Linked DNA regions of Mus musculus: region 2 is linked to region 1. A link is a loop called in an ENCODE intact Hi-C map of the cell type or tissue named here. Cell type or tissue: gastrocnemius. All regions are shown on one strand. Region 1 overlaps Lhfpl2 (lipoma HMGIC fusion partner-like 2). Region 2 overlaps Lhfpl2 (lipoma HMGIC fusion partner-like 2).

Region 1 (8,000 bases):
CTCCCACCCTACCCTCCCAGCTTGGCAAAGAGGCTGATGAAAATGAGGCAAGGTCAGGGTCCTTACTCACCTTGCACCTTATTATTATATTACAATAATGTCGAACACGGATGTAAATAGTCAAGAATAGGCAAGGAACAGCTAGCTGTAAACCCAACACCAGATTCAACATTTTTTTGCTAACATTCTCCCTTATTTTTTCCTATCCTATGTATGTAAAGCATGCATACACTTTTTCTTTGAGCCATCTGCAAATGATGTGTCTAATAATTTATCCTTAAATGCTTTAGCACAGACCTCCTAAAATAAGGGCATTTCCTCGCATAGCTACAAGACAATCAATGCACTCAAGAAAACAGCCTATTCATATCCAACGCCTCATCCACACTTTGCCAAGCCTGCTCCATTTTTAGTTTGTTTTCCCTTCTTAAAGTTGTGACTCCATTGAGGCTCGTGAATTGCATTTGGTTAGTTTCTAGATAAGGGCTGTCTGTCTTTCCTCCCTAACTACCCACCCACTCCCACGTCCCCTGAAGACGCTAGGACAGTCATCTTACTGAGTACCCAACCACCTGGGGTTTTTGACTCTTTCTTCTAGTCACTTACGTTTGTTTTCCACTGTCTGTGTCACAGAGATGGATGCTCACTGCAAGTTCAGTGTGCGCATTTCCCATGAGCATCTTTTGGAGGTGATGCGTTTAATCCCCGTTGCTTATCTGGGAGGGCATTACTCAGACCTCAGGACCAGCACAACTTTATGCATATCCATTTCACATAAACTCAGACACACACAACAAGCACACTGTGCCCAGGGTTCTCTCTAGCTGATATGGAACTCCAATCCTTAAAAAGATGTGGGAGATGGCTCCTCGGGTTTGAGAGAGCCCTCGCTCGGCGAGTCCTGTGGCTGAGGTTGGGAAGTTCTAGTCTAAGAGATGCCACTTTGAAGCTAGGAGGGAGGTGTCTTCTCAGCAATGAGATCTGACTCTCCTTGTAACACAATCGTGTTTTGTTGATAACCTATACAAATTTAAAAAGATCAGCAGACTGAAGAAGGGAGATAAACTCCAAGTGGGGAATTTACTTGAATGGAGAAGACACTTGCTATACAGAGAAAAGCTTTCCTGTAACCAGGAAGGTCATAGCTTAACATCAGCCTGGAGACCCCAGGCCATCCAGAGAATCTACTGGAAAAGGACAAACTTGGTGTCCTCTGACATTGCTCTCTGGCCCTCAGCAAGCAATACCACACTGGGAGAAGGGCATACATACCACATGACAGGGTGGTGCAGTGCTTTTCAAAGCTTCATACACAGACCTCAGACCAGCTCAGTTCTGCCAATCAAAAGCTGTGGTCTCAGACAGGCTGTTTGTATTTAGCCTCTGCACGTCTGGCTTCCTCATCCCCCAGAATAGAACAGTGCCCTGCTCCCCACGGCTGCAGCGAGGAATAAGATGTGGGCATCTGGACAATGACCAGCACATCATCCAAGCCACAGAGCCAGCTATTACTCACTGCTACCATGGGATTAGCATAACGCTTGGGGCACAGGGAGTACTCACAAATAGCAGCTTGGGTGGGTAGCGATCCCTTTGTTCCACATCCTACTGAGGCTACAGGGTTCCCCAGTATCCAGTTCTGTGATACGACCAGAGGATGATGAAAAGAAAAAACTCTAGAAAGTGGCAAAGGAAGGCGAGGACTGACAGATCACTGGGGCAAAAGGAAGAGGCCCCAGGTCAGAGCTCTGGTAAAATGGATGGCCCAGTCTTAGCTGAGGAACCTGCTTAGCGCAGACTCTGTAAGGATGCTCCCGGCTCCAGCTTTGGTCTCTGAGGGACTGAAGATGGATGGGTCCTGTGACCTAACTTGAGGCACCAATCACTCCCAGCTTTATAGAAAAGAAATACCATGTAGGTTTCAAAGCACAAAGCTTAGGTAATTTACACTGAAAATACCAAAAGGATGCTTTTCTGCTGGTAAACTCCAAGTATGGAAGAATAAAATATTAAATTAACAATATAAGCTCCAAACATCAGTCAATTTACTACCTTGATTTAGGGGGAGCACATCTAATGTACTTCGGACAAACTATTTGTTTCTTGGCCCATTTCTTCATTATTGCCATCTCCCCTAGACACAAGAACCCCCAAAAGGCTTAGCAAAATGGCCTTTATCCTCCAGGTCTTCTGTAAGCATGAGACAGTTGGATAAAACCAACTGCATGTGATTTTGCTTCTGAAAGTGAAGAAGACCCTCCTCTACCTTGAAGGACAGTCCCTGGCTCCTGCAGGGAGGTGCTGGGGGGACCTGCATCTCTAACCAGCGCCCACATTCTGTCTTAGTTTATGAAGACAAAGGGGTGTGACCCAGTGTGATCAGGACACAGCCAGCGGCCAGCCACCTGTTCTCTGTCCAACTCAGGATAGCTCCTAAGTTAATGGGAACAAGGGATTCCATCCGCAGAGCAGCTGTTCTCCAGCAAATCCTGGGACAGCGAGGGACTTCCCTGATCCCTGGGGACCTTTCCCCACAAGCACAAGCACAGCACAGCCTCCATCTCTAAGGCCAATGGCTGCTGTTGTCTGCAGATCTTAAAAGATACGACCAGAGGTGGCTTCTCAAGTTCTTGCTCTGATGGCCCCATAAAACATACAGGTTACAGAAAAATGGGTGTCCTGACTGTTGAAGGGTCAAATGGCCCAGCCAGTGCTGTGTTCTTTGAGCTGAAGGTGCTCAGCACCTACCTCCTTTGGGCCAATGAAGTTTTTCAGCCCCTAGGACAAGCATCTCTTCCTCCATCTCTGATCCTCTGCAAAGAAGCTGACGCTGGGGTTCTCATCTTGCCTGGGGTGACTGTGCCCCACCCACCTACCCAGAGCTGTGATGTGTGCCAATGTCTAGATTCACTACTGCCTGTCACATCTTTTGTGAGAGAGGTGTATAGGCTACATGTTCTCAAGAACCACAGATGCTATCAGGTGTCTTACAAGGACAATAAAGAGTTGTCCTGTTCAGATGCCAGAGGTCTAGACCTAGAGAAGCCTCGCTTTGATAGCTTCCTACAATTTGACATGTATAGGGGTATTTAAAATAGATTTCTACCGTCGCCATACTGCATGTCAGTGGTATCCCCTGTTCGACAACCTGGATAGACACAATGTGTTTTTAGTTGGGTTTCTGAGTTTTTTAAAAAGTCCCTGCTAGTCAGGCAGTGGTGGCACACGCCTTTAATCCTAGCACTTGGGAGGCAGAGGCAGGCAGATTTCTGAGTTCGAGGCCAGCTTGGTTTACAGAGTGAGTTCCAGGACAGCCAGGGCTATACAGAGAAACCCTGTCTCGGAAAAAAAAAAAAGTCCCTGCTAGTCTGTTTGTTTGAGAAACGGGTTGGCAAGAGGGTAGAAACCAGACAGGACTGTCAAGGACCAGGGCTATGCACCCCGCTTCTGCTTTCCCTGGGTCACACATTAGAGTTAGCTTTTGTTTTCAGTAATCACTATTCTGCAAATGGAAAAATGGAGCTTCCCCCATGCCAAGCATGGGTCATACTCCAATAATCCCAGCACTCAGGAGACTGAGACAGAAGATAATGAACCTGAGACCACTCCAGACATGGACGGACGGATAGACAGACACACAGACACACACAGGTGTTCCTAGGTCTATCATGGAAGATCACCTGCATATTTTAAACTTCCTCTTCTCTTTTCTACATCTGCCCATTTAAACTCTTAAGAAGGTAGCTCTTCCTCAGGGGTTTGGCTGCTGTGTCTGTCAGAGAGCAGAAGTGACTGAGCCAACCAGCCTTCCTGGCAGATATTTGGGCATGACTGGGCTAGGGGCCTCTGCACTGCTTCTATGGGCCCAAAGCTACTTTTGGTTTGTTAATGAAGTGAAAAGTTATTTCCCAGAGTTGCCTTTCGAATGCCCTCATTTTATATCATTTTAAACCATAGGTAGTTTTCTAATTAATAATGTATTCTGTGTCGGGTCTGGGTCCTAATGAGGGCCCAGGTGTCATTCCAGGATCAATAGGAAAGAAACAGAAAAAAAAAAAAAAAGGTCACAAGGACAGGGAGAGCGAGAACTCAGGGATCAACTCTGGGGCACAGCAGAGGGGATGCTCCATGCACCCCGTTCAAGCTGCTGCAGTCCAGAGCACATGATCCCAAGAGAGCAGACCAGTGGCTCTTCTAAGGGACAGCGGGGCATCTCTGTGCCCAGAGAACCCTGACATCATCTGCACAGCAACTGCAGGCTCTTCTGACCCCTGCTGTGTACAGGCAGAAAGAAATCCCACTTGCTCAGCCACAATGCCATCAGCCAGGGCCTGCCCAGTCACTTCACAAGCCCCAAACAAGGTAAGCAGAGAGGACTGTGCCATCTGTTGTTGCTGAGACGCTCACACAACTCCAGCGAATAGCAGAAAATCTAAGGATCAACTAGAACAAGAGCCGCTCCCACAGAAGATGACATTGTTGTCTTATGAAGTCCCAAATCTCCTGGGCACTGCATTTTCCCACCCCACTGACTGCATGGCTTTGCCCTTCTAACTTGAGGCACCAATCACTCCCAGCTATAGAGCTTACCAGCTTTCCCTTCCCTTTGCTGTGTCATCAGAGAGCCCTCCACTGCTGTGTCCCTTACAATTCAAGTCAAGGGAACAGCCACTCTCTATGAACTCTCGATGGTCACAAAACCAAACCTCGGCTGTACCCAGTGCTGAGATTTCAGGACCACAGCAAACGCCTTGACAGTCTGCCTGTCCTTCCATTCACCATTCTTCTGAGAGCTATTATCATCAGTGGATCACAGTTATAGGTACCTCCTGGCCCTGCAGTCAGGGCTATGACTAAGAAGCTGGCTTCTCGAACTCACAGGTAGGGGGCTGTGTGCTGGTCTCAAGGGCAAAAACCCCTCCCCTAGAGCAGCTCCAAAGACATCTCAGGGACCCATCTGGTACCAGGTGTCAGCATGGAACAAAACTGTAGGGCGTCCCAGAGGCTAGCCTCCAACATGAGCAGGCCAAGTCTTTCTAAGTATTGGGGACAACTGGGACAACTAACCGGGGGAGGTAAGAAGCCATCAAGGGCAGCAGCAAAGACAACTTAGATTACACAATGGGGAGACAGCCATAGGGCAGCATTCAAGAGAGTGACAAGCTGAGCCCGGGTAGGGATTAACTATGGCCACATGCCCCACGTCTCTACCTCCATCATAAAATCCTATCAATCCCTCTGAGAGGACAGCATCTGAGAGGTGTCTTCCATATGGTGACTTCATCAGTGTGATGGTTTGTATATCCTTGGACCAGGGAGTGGCACCATTTGAAGGTGTGGCCTTGTTGGAATAGGTGTGACCTGGTTGGAATGGGTGTGTCATTGTAGGTGTGGGTATAAGATCCTCACCCTAGTTGCCTGGAAGTCAGTCTTCCACTAGCAGCCTTTGGATGAAGTCATAGAACTCTCAGCTCCTCCTGCGTCATGCCTGACTGGATACTGCCATGTTCCCTCTTTGATGATAATGGACTGAACCTCTGAACTTGTAAGCCAGCCCCAATTAAATGTTGTTTTTTATAAGACTTGCCTTGGTCATGGTGTCTGTTTACAGCAGTAAAACCCTAACTAAGACAATCAGCTTACAAGGTTACTACACTGCCAACAACTTTAGTCTGGCCATTGTCTCCCCTTATACAGTCCTCTGTTTGCTTATGACAGTAACCTGATATAACTTTATCAGCTCAACACTACTAATAGAGAAAATGTTAGTTTGGATGCAAGCACAGATCCTTAAAAATTCTTCTCTTCCATCATCACTGCCGGACACAGGACAAAAGCCAGCTGAAGTAGTTAATGTGCGGCACAGCGTTAGGGCCCAGGTCCCTGGTGGCCATGAAAGAGGTCACAGGCATGAAAGAAATAGGCAGAAGTCTCTCTCTAAAGTAGTAAAGAAGGCCAGTGGTAGAGGCACTCGCCAGCCAGCACTTGGGAGACAGAGGCAGGTGGATCAAGGCCAGCCCGGTCTACAGAGTGAGTTCTAGGACAGCCAGGGCTACACAAAGAAACCCTGTCTCAAAAAACCAAAAGCAGAGTAGGGGGAAGGGAGAGTGGTAAAGAGGACAGACCCACAGCCATGACCCACAACTTCCAGTGGAAAGACCAGTTCACCCCAGCAGTTTCCTGGAAGGCAGAGGCAGCAGCAGCCTTCAACACAGCAGAGTCCTCAACCTGGGCCCCAGTAAAGTGAACATGCCAAACGTACCCCAGCGCCACCAGCCTCGCTGAGGTCACTTACAAACCCTGTGTGGGGGAGCACGTTCCTAATCATCAGCAAATAGGACCGGATGATGTAAGACACCCATATCCTTAAGGCCCCAGAGCTTAACAGATTTACTTAGGGACAATGCTAGTGGGTATTTACTTTTTCTTTAAAAAAAAAAAAACAACCGACCTTTGATTCTCTGTCTGAGGTCACTTCTGTTTCTCACCAGAAGGACAGAGCAGTAGTAGACTATGACAAAGTCACAGGCTAATGTCTAGTCTCAGCTCAGTTCCTGCTTCTAAGCATATAGCTGAAATGTTGTCTCTCCTTTACTTCTCATTAATATGGGCACCAGCTTTTTATCTCCAACAACACAAACTCCAGCCTCAGATCCGAGAGGCCTGCCTCGTAAGTCTCCACTGCCAAGGTCCAGCAAGCTCTGTGAAGTTTTGAAAAGAGCCCTCATCTTATGTGCTGAACACACGTGCAATAAAGAACAACACACATAGGGAGGTGTTTACATCTGAGGCCCGGTGCGCTTAGTTATGTACTGAAAGTCTCCTCTCGGCTAGTTCATTTCTGTCAGAGATTTAACACCAATAAAAACAATTCAGTGATCAGGTATAATGATATGGATGGAGATGCCATATTGGAATCTATGAGATATGCTCATTAAAATATATAGAACTATTCTAGGATGACAACTACATATATACAAATATTTGTGATGTACAGATGTATAAATATCATCCACACCTAGCTTATTAAACATGATATGTTTCAATAGTGATCCAACCTATCTAGCACTGAGAGCTACTAATCAAGTCATCAACAAAGAAAGTTTAAATTTTCTTTACTAACTAAAACAGAATCCCAGGATGGCTAGGATTCAATGTATTTTTTAAGAACAGATGATCTTTAAGAACCCTGAAAGGAGACCCTCTTTTTGAGAGAACACTACATTACATTGGAAACATGGCTCAGAAGTCTCAGGTACTTGCTGACCCAGAGCAATCCTTAAGCTCACACATTATCCTTGGCCTCCAACACTGGCTGGCCTAAGGGGCAGCCTAGGTGAAGTCACTGGAGGCTTGGAGTTCAAGAGTACTGTGGGACACTCAGCCCTCCCAGGCCCTCTTTGGAAACCTGCAATCGATATACTTGTTCAGATGGCTCAGTATCCTCTTTGTGGGAATAGGGGCCCTCTTATCACAGCCCCTAAGAACAATGAAGCATAGCAGGGGAAAGGTTTGCTGGGGAAGACGTGGGCAAAAGGGCCTTAGGCACAGTTCTCTAGTAGAGACACCTCCTGGTCCTGTCTCTTGGACACTGTACACTGGAAGGTCTGCAGAACAGGTAGGCAAAGAGGAAGCGAATCCCTTTGAAGTCACAGAGGTGGTATTATGGACTCACAGGGTTCCAGCAGGCTCAACCATCAGCTTTCTAGCACAATCCAGGGCAGAATAGACAGTACCCCAAGAAGTCACCTGCTCCCTATTCTAGTTAAAGTGCACGTGTGTATGTGTGTGTGTATGCGTGTGTGTTTTCTCATGCATGTGTGATCTTTTCACAAGCCAGGATCACCTGGGAAGAACAGATGAATGGAGAAAATGCCTCTAACCATTTAGGCAGGAGGTAAGTCTGCGGGGGGGGGGGGGTATTTTCTTGGCTGATGATTGATTGATGGGGTTCAGAACCCAGCCAACTGTGGGCAGTACCACCACTGGCCAGGTGGTCC
Region 2 (8,000 bases), 63 kb after region 1:
TGAAGCTTAAGAGTTCTCACAATGATGTCTGCCTGCCCAAGGAAAAAAAGGCAAAGAATGTGGGGTTCAGAGACCCAGGCCCAAAGCCCCAGATACTCAAGGGCTGAACAGGAATGCTAACACCACAAGTTCAAGACCAGCCTTGGCAACATGCACAGGGAAAATAAACCCCAAGGAAAATGGATTTGCGGATCCCTGAGGACGTCCCACACGCACAGAGCAGATCAGGAGAGAGTGGCAGTGGACATTTAATCTAAAGTTAAAGTCAGAGAAGTTAGAGAAGCCAATGGCTCCGGGCACAGGCGGAATTCAGCAAGTCACTAAGGTAAGTTCCTAAATCTTTCTGGGTGGACCTGTATACACCTGCAATCTCACCTCTGAGGAGCCTGAGTCAGGAGGACAGAAAGCCTCAGGCCAGCTTCAAGTACAAGAGAGCTAGTCTCAAAAATAATAAACAAGAATCAGGAGAGGTGGCTCAGTGGTTAAAGGCATTTGCTGCTCCTGCAGAGGACCAGAGTTCCACTCTCAGCACCTACACAGCAGCTCACAACCATCCATAGCAATAGCTCCAATTCCAGGGGATCCAACACTCTCTTTTGATGTCTGTGGGCATCAGACATACGTATGGTAGCATATAAATACCTTCACGCAAAACACTCATGCACATAAAATGATTTTTTGAAAGAATTAAAAAATAAACAAATAAAATTCCAAAACCTTTACCCTAAAAATGGAATGTGGAAAAACTCATGAAGTTCTCAAAATTACCAACACACATAAAAATAAAAACCGGGGCTTTTACCGCTTGAATTCCTCTCTGCTAAGCACCTTCCACAGCTTTCTGTTTCCACGGCTGAGAAAACCTCCGCGTTCTTTGGTGCGAGTGTTCGCTAGCCCTGGAAGTTTGTCTCTTTTGAGGTCAGTGGGAGGCAGGCAGATGGGCCAGCCACTATGCAGTAGGAGGAAGATCTGGATGTAATTTGCAGAAGGAGAAGCCAATGGCTCCAGGCTCAGGGGGAATTCAGCAAAGTCACCAAAAGCTATGTTCACTGTGGTTTGGCATCCCACAAAGAACCTTTTCTTTGACTTTTCAATTTTTATCATTCTAGGCTCATACTGGAGCCAGATGATTCTACTGGCTTCTTCCAGACAATCTGCTTAACTCTGTAGAGTCAAGAGTGTCCAGTAGCCCAGATCTAAACATCCTTGCGGTACAACAGTTGCGCGTGGATCGTGTTTCTACACCGAATCGTGGCCGTTTGGTGGCTTCTCTGGGCTTTAGCCAGCCAATTGCCTTCTTCACGCCATCCTCTGAAGAGAACACATGCTGTTTTCTACAAGGAGAACTTCTCTGATTGTATCCCTCCCATTTACCCCTCGACCTGCAGACGCAGTACTACCACACAAGGCAGGAGTCACCACAGAGCTCAGCATTTAACATCAATGGCCGCAAACAAAGGACTGACTATTCTTCTGATCTCCTGAGATATGAGTACTAACCTGAGTGGTTAATAAATCTGGAACACTGCGAAAGACCATTTTGGTCGCCCTCCAAGCAGACTTACTTAAGCGACCTAATTTTTATGTTCCACTTTGAAGATCTCCTCGACAGAAATTCCACAATTTCCACGAGTTGCTTAACTCATGGTTTCATTTCTTTTGGCATCAATGGGGACTGTTTTAGCTTTTTTTTTTTTTAAGTGAAATGAGAAAGAGATTTCCAGATGGAGTTAGGTGGAATGGTGTCAGAAGCCACGCACCCGAAAGTCCCCTGGAAGACGCTTTCCAGACAAACAGGGCATCGCCTTAACGCCGGCTCTCTTGATAGACAGCCAGGAGGTAGCCTATGCCCTCAACGGCAGGTCCACAGAAGGTGCCTGGATTCCCAAGAGCACACATGCTGCTGGCTCCAAGGCAGGTCTGCGATGAATCTGCACTGAAAATCTAAGTTCACAAACTCAATGACACCACAGCTGCTGGGGAGCAAGTGTGCAATAAAGACGTGTGTTCTGGTCACTAGAGACGATCTTCTCTGGGTCTTCCAAATTTCTCAAATAAAGAAAGAAACCTGGGGGGAGGGTTATATCCTTTCCTACTTTAATAGTTTCTGTTCCCTAAGAGTATTATATTGCGTTTTCTGACATTCTTTTAAAGAAGAACTTCCCACCATGCTACAACCCTTCTGGAGACTTTGCCCTCGGCTTTCTGGAATTCTTCAATGAAACTCGAAAGCCATGTTTACCTGACCCCCAATGCTACCCTAATGAAACCTCTGTTTTTCGTTCTTTGAACTCTTCTCCCCCTCTTTCCTTATCATGCCCTCTGGGAAGGAAAGGCAAGTACAGGGGTTGGCTGGACCTCAACTGGTAAATACCAGCAAAACTGAGTTTGAACAGTTTCTCAGAACTTGGACAGAGTCACAAAGATATGAATTATGCTCCCTTCTCCGGCACGGCTGCTGCGTTTCACCTGCAGAAAGAATCAATTAAAGATAGGACACGCCAGCACATTGATTTTATTTCTCTCTCACAAGCAAAACCAAGATATCAATCACAAGAAGAATAAGAACTAACAGATTCTCATTTTTTTTTTTTAATTTTTAAAGACAGAGCAGAAAGAACCTTAGGCTGCAGAGATAGCCCACTGGGTAAAGTACTTGGCCCATAAGCATGAAGGACAGTGTTCAGGTCCCTGGTATACACAGAAAGCCAGATGGGGCTTTCTCTCTCTCTCTCTCTCTCTCTCTCTCTCTCTCTCTCTCTCTCTCTCTCTCACACACACACACACACACACACAGAGAGAGAAATATACTAGGGGTGGGGGTGTGTTCTAAGAAGCAAGGAGAAGCAAGGCTGGTTTTCTGCCAAGAGTCTGAGAGACGCTGGTTTACGATTTTGCTGCCTGGGATCCTTGAGGAAGTTTAGTTGATAATTTCCTTTCCTTGCCAGAGAGAATATTCTGTTGTGGGGAGTTTTAATTTGTTTTTCAGTTTCACTTAAAATGGTTGAATTGAACTACGTTTAGGAAGATCCGAGAGGGAGGAGTTGTGCAATGAGCATGGTTAAAAAAATAAAAGTCCCTTCTAGGCATGTAAAAATAGCTTAGTCTGGAATCCCACTACACCCAAGGCTGTACCTGATAGCCAGAACCTAGTGACATGTGCACTCAGGATAACCAGACAGAGTCTTAGAACCCCACTGGACAGTATATAAGCTGAGACCAAGAGCATCGCTCTGCTCTGCACATCTGGAGAGGCACCACCTTGACCCGCCCTGCGGCCGGACAGTCTCCCCGGGATCCCGACTCTTGAACCAGAGACTTCTCTTACAGACTGAATCTGACCTTCAGCTAAGCTATGCCACATGGGTGAGCAGCTTTGAGGAGATGGGCTTAGGATTGAGGTTGGGAATTTAGAGTGTGAAGCTTGTGTGCTGACCCTCACCGTAATAAAATATAACCTTTCTTATACCATCTGTATCTACCTTCTTGGTCCAGACAAAGTGTGAATGGGAGAAAGGGGGTGGGGCGGGGGAGACAGAGAGACAAACACACCATTCTTATCTCAGTATCTCAAAAGAGCTTCTGACTGGGGACATGTGCTTGCCCCTGGCAAAAGATCAAGGAGAGAGAAGTCCTGGAAGTGTCTGCCTAGAGTCTGAAAGCGCCTCCAGTTCCATTCCTCTCTATTTGAAAGTCTGGGTGCCCAGCAGCGGGCTTGCTCCCAAAAACCTGTCCTATCACGCGTGATCTACCAACACATGTGTGCACGTTTCGGGGAGTGGCTCATGCCCCCAGCCCCACTGCCTGCTCCTAGAAGCTATAAGGGGGAGGGGACACATATTCATCAAGAAGATACTTCTGAGAAAGTATATTCTTATGTTTTTCAAATCTCATATAATTTCTTCCACCTTTTGGAATCTGATTCTGCAAAAGAGACAGATGAGAACTGTCTTCCACCAAAGCAAGATGCCCTTCCGCCCGTGGCCTAGAAAGTGAGACAAGTTTGGTAGTTTTGCTGTTTGCCATAGCTTTGTGCTTTTCCTGCGGTATGGCCTCTGGCTATGGTCAGGTAACAATCAGAAAGATACACATACTGCAGTGCCCACTACCAAATCCTGACTCTGTGTTGACAAAGGGCCTGACTGCCTGATCAGAGCCAAGAAAGCAGTGCCTCGAAATTCCATTTACCGAGAAAACCTTTCCATTATGCTCCAGCCCAGACCTTTAAATAAAGCCTATAAGGGGATCTTTAGAAGGAAAAACAAATGAATTCCTGGAGCTTCCTCATCCTTCATCACGAATCAGAAGCTAAAGGTTGGGAGATAGCTATGGTGGAGGGAGTCATGGCTTAGCAGTAATATGAAGTACATACATCAACAAATGAGCCACTAGCTCAATTCAGACTAGAGTCTTCTTAGCCTGGAGCTACTTTTATAAGCAGGGCCCAGGATTAAAATAAGGGAACTATTTCGTTCCCACTCAAAGCCTTCTTGGTGATTACGTAGTGACTGTTAGAAGCAGCGGTGGTGCCTTTAATCTCAGCGCTTGGGAGTCAGAAGGAAGGGGAATCTCTGAGCTCAAGGCCAGCCCTTCTTGAGAAAGCCTATCTTGAAAACCAAAAAGACAACCAATTCAAAAAAGGAGTGACTTTGAAAATGTTGTCTTCATTGTGTGTTCATGCCCACATGATGAAAAGGACCTTTGGCACCGTACACCATCAGAGGTCAGAGCACCACACTGTAGAGTTGGTTTCTCTCCGTCCATCTTTATATGCGTTCTAAAGACTGAACTTGGGTTGTCGCGGTCACACAGCAACGCCATTTGCTGGGCAAAGGCAAAAAAAATGATCTGTAAACAGGGTTTTGCTCCTAGATGATAAATAAGTCTTTATTCTTACTCCAGGATGAAATCATCTCGTATCAGTGCTATTTGTAAATATATTTCTAAATAATACTTCTAAACTCCAAACTCCAAATATCAGTTGGGGAGAAGGGTTTGTGGTTTTCACAGATTCTCGATTAAAATGAAAAGAACAGAAGCCTCCTGTGGCTTTTGTCCAGTTCCCCATAGAAGGTACTGGAGAAAGAAAGTCAGCTACAAGGGAGTAACTTCTCAAGGGAGACCAAGGGGAACCGAGCACCAGCTTTGCTGGGAAGTCTATCCTACCCATAATCAAGTAAAGGATGAGCCTTTGGCACTGAGTACCCGTGTGCTCTCTCCCTGTTACAGGAAACACAGACAGATGCTTCTGCCCAAGTGATACAGAGGGACCTAGGTACATGGCTCCACTACAGTTCAGTTGTCAGAGCACTTCCTTAGCATGGATGAAATCTGAGTTTCAATTGCTAGTATCATATAAACAGCCATGGCAAATACCTACAGTCCTAGCACTTGGGAGGTAGAGGCAGGATGATCAGAAGTTCAAGGTCACCCCCTGCTATGTAATAAGTTTGAGCCATGAGATACAGGAGAGTTCCCCCTCCCCACCCACCCCACCCCACACCCCCCCAAAAAAGAAAATAAAAAGTATTTGAGGTCAGCAAGATGGATTGGTGGGTAAAGCGCTTGCCGCCTAACTTAACAACCTGAGTTGGCTTTCCAGGACTCATGCGGTAGAAAGAGAACTCCCACAAGTTGTCCTCTGATCTCCACATGCTTGGCATGATTCGTGCATCTGCACACACACACACACACACACACACACACACACACAATTTTAACACGTTGAAGTACTTGATTCTGCTGGGGGTGTGCATATTTATATATCTTCAGATGCTGATTCAAAGGGCTCACTCTAGAGAGGCTGTGGGATACGCTGACCTTTAGAAGATACGGAGTCAGTGCGAGCCATAGGTCCAGCAAGTCAACGTGAGCCATAGGTCCAGCAAGTCAGCGTGAGCCATAGGTCCAGCTGCTTCCAGTCTTTGAGGGGGTGGAATGACCTTGAAAGTTTAAACTGGAGTATGTGGAACAAATAGGAAACAGATGATGAGTGAGGCCCAAAAGTTGCTGCTCTTCCTGGAAACTACTGCTCAGGAAGCTACAGAGCGTGTGTGTAGCAGAAGAGGCTGTGTCCATTAGGGATGTCACTCAGCATTCCCAAGAGTTCAGGTGGACAGAAAATTCCATGTTTTAAAACTTCAAGGCCACTGAAAACCAACGTAGCATTGATCACCATACCAAGCCCTTCCCTGCCCTCCTTGTCACCATCACTGAGCACTGACTAAGAGCCCTTACTAGGTACCAGGCACTGCACTAAGCACCTACAGCATTCTTTCTGTGGACCATGCACAGAAGTATTACAAGCAGAGCTATTTTATAGGTGGAGGCACTGTGGGCGGGAGAGTAGTTTGGCCAAAGGCATGCAGACAAGAAGCTTTATAGCTCACTCTCATGCTTAGACCTGGTGGTCTGAGGCCATAGAACCTCAGGGCTTAACGAGGAAGGAGAAATAAAGCCATGTTTTACCTTTTAAAAAGATTTGGGACTGAAGAACAGCATCAGTCCTGTAGTTCAGATTCTTGAGTTTAAGCAACAAATTTTTCACTTTGATGTGTGAATATAATCACATGACCCTACTTAGATCAGCACCTAGGTCCCACACTGGATCAACCACCCCCCCCCCCCTTCACACTCTCTTCCCTTGGGCAGGATATTTTTGTCTTGTCTAATAAGGGGATGGTCACTGGGCCACCTCACGGGGCAGCTCTAACATGTGATTTCACAGTGGCACAGCAGTCTACACACGCTGACGACAGTTGCCACTTGATGCTATCCCGCCAGAGTTGCGAGCTCTCTCGCCTTCGGAGAGCTGCCGTCCAGAAGCACACAGACAGAGAGAGTGAGGAGTGCTCAAGTCGAGGGGGACATGGTCACACACAGCTCACACCTCACAGACTTGTCCCTCCCTCTGCCCTTTGTTACAGCTGTCAGTAAGTCTTGCCAACTCACAGCTGTGTCTGTGATGATGTGAGTGACCACTGGACATGGCACAAGTGTCCTACCGGTGCTTCTGGGGAAGGCTGGAACAAAGCCCTATTACATTTGGCCACACAGCATCAGCATCAGAAGCTTTCATGTTTTATGGGGTGACCTCCCCCACTATTCAACTTAGGGTCTTCCTGCTTATTCACCTGGCATACATGGTACTTCCTAAACAAAGCTCTGGAAAAGGGCATCTCAATACAACAAGAACAGGAACGCTCTTTTTCTACAATACTAACACTTAGAATATTCTTTTAAATTCTTTTTTGCTGCCTAATAGGGACTGAATGGCTTTTAAACTCAATAAGGTCATTTCTATGTGGTGGGAAGAAAGCCGCCAGCTGTCACTTCCGTAACAAGCAACGCTGGGTGATCTCGACCACTCCGTTCAACCTTGACCTTTCTTATTAGCAATCAAAGGATCTCTAATAGTCATCTAAAGTTCTTGACATAGGAATTTTAAGAAGCACATATAAAACAAGACCAGCCTGAAAATCTTGAACTTTGTGAGCAATATACCAAATTAAAATAAATGGTCTTCTTCATGGTCGGTTAAAGTTGTTCACAAAGTCTTGCTTTCTTTCTTCTGCTGGCATGGTAATCCTTGTTGGCAAGGAAGTCAATCAAATCCTTCTTAGTAAGTAGGTCAAACGATGCCAGCAAGCCTTTGGGAAATAATCCCATATTAAAGGGCCTATAGGCCAAGAAGAAATGAAACAGAAAAATAGCAACAGAAAAGACCAGTACCTCTAAATATTTACTTCTGTCTGTGTGTTCCTTATCCCTAGTACTAAATGAGATCGACTCAGGCCCTCGTGAGTCCAAAATGTCTCTCGCCCACAGGTAAGCCACCCTGCAGGTGACGGTGGGTATTTACCTCCACAGCTGCTCTGGAGCCTTCGGGGATCTCATTAATTCCTCTGACAGCGGTTTGCCAAGGGCATGGTCACAGACATCCCCAGCGGCAGAACCACATTATCCCGGGAGGCCACTGGGCAATACTTTGCCTCTCATTT

What was found. A loop is a pair of places that touch in the nucleus more often than their neighbours do. Peaks named below come from ENCODE experiments on the same cell type or tissue, not always from the same donor. Only the 100,000 strongest peaks of a DNase experiment are listed, where the experiment ranks them.
Region 2: a loop joins it to region 1, with 5 times the contacts of the local background. A loop is called at or near these places in 3 of 42 quality-filtered maps.

What each region holds. Positions count from the first base shown.
Region 1 is chr13:94,162,982-94,170,981 of GRCm38, reverse strand. All of the region lies in intron 2 of Lhfpl2 (lipoma HMGIC fusion partner-like 2), which reads right to left. Among named protein-coding and RNA genes, the nearest start is that of Lhfpl2, 110 kb to the right of the region's middle. In gastrocnemius, no CTCF peak of the experiment used is centred here; a DNase peak (open chromatin) is centred at 4,303.
Region 2 is chr13:94,100,159-94,108,158 of GRCm38, reverse strand. The region is part of intron 1 of Lhfpl2 (lipoma HMGIC fusion partner-like 2); the gene reads right to left. Among named protein-coding and RNA genes, the nearest start is that of Lhfpl2, 46 kb to the right of the region's middle. In gastrocnemius, no CTCF peak of the experiment used is centred here; a DNase peak (open chromatin) is centred at 7,860; H3K4me3 peaks cover 1,357 bases; H3K27ac peaks cover 1,292 bases.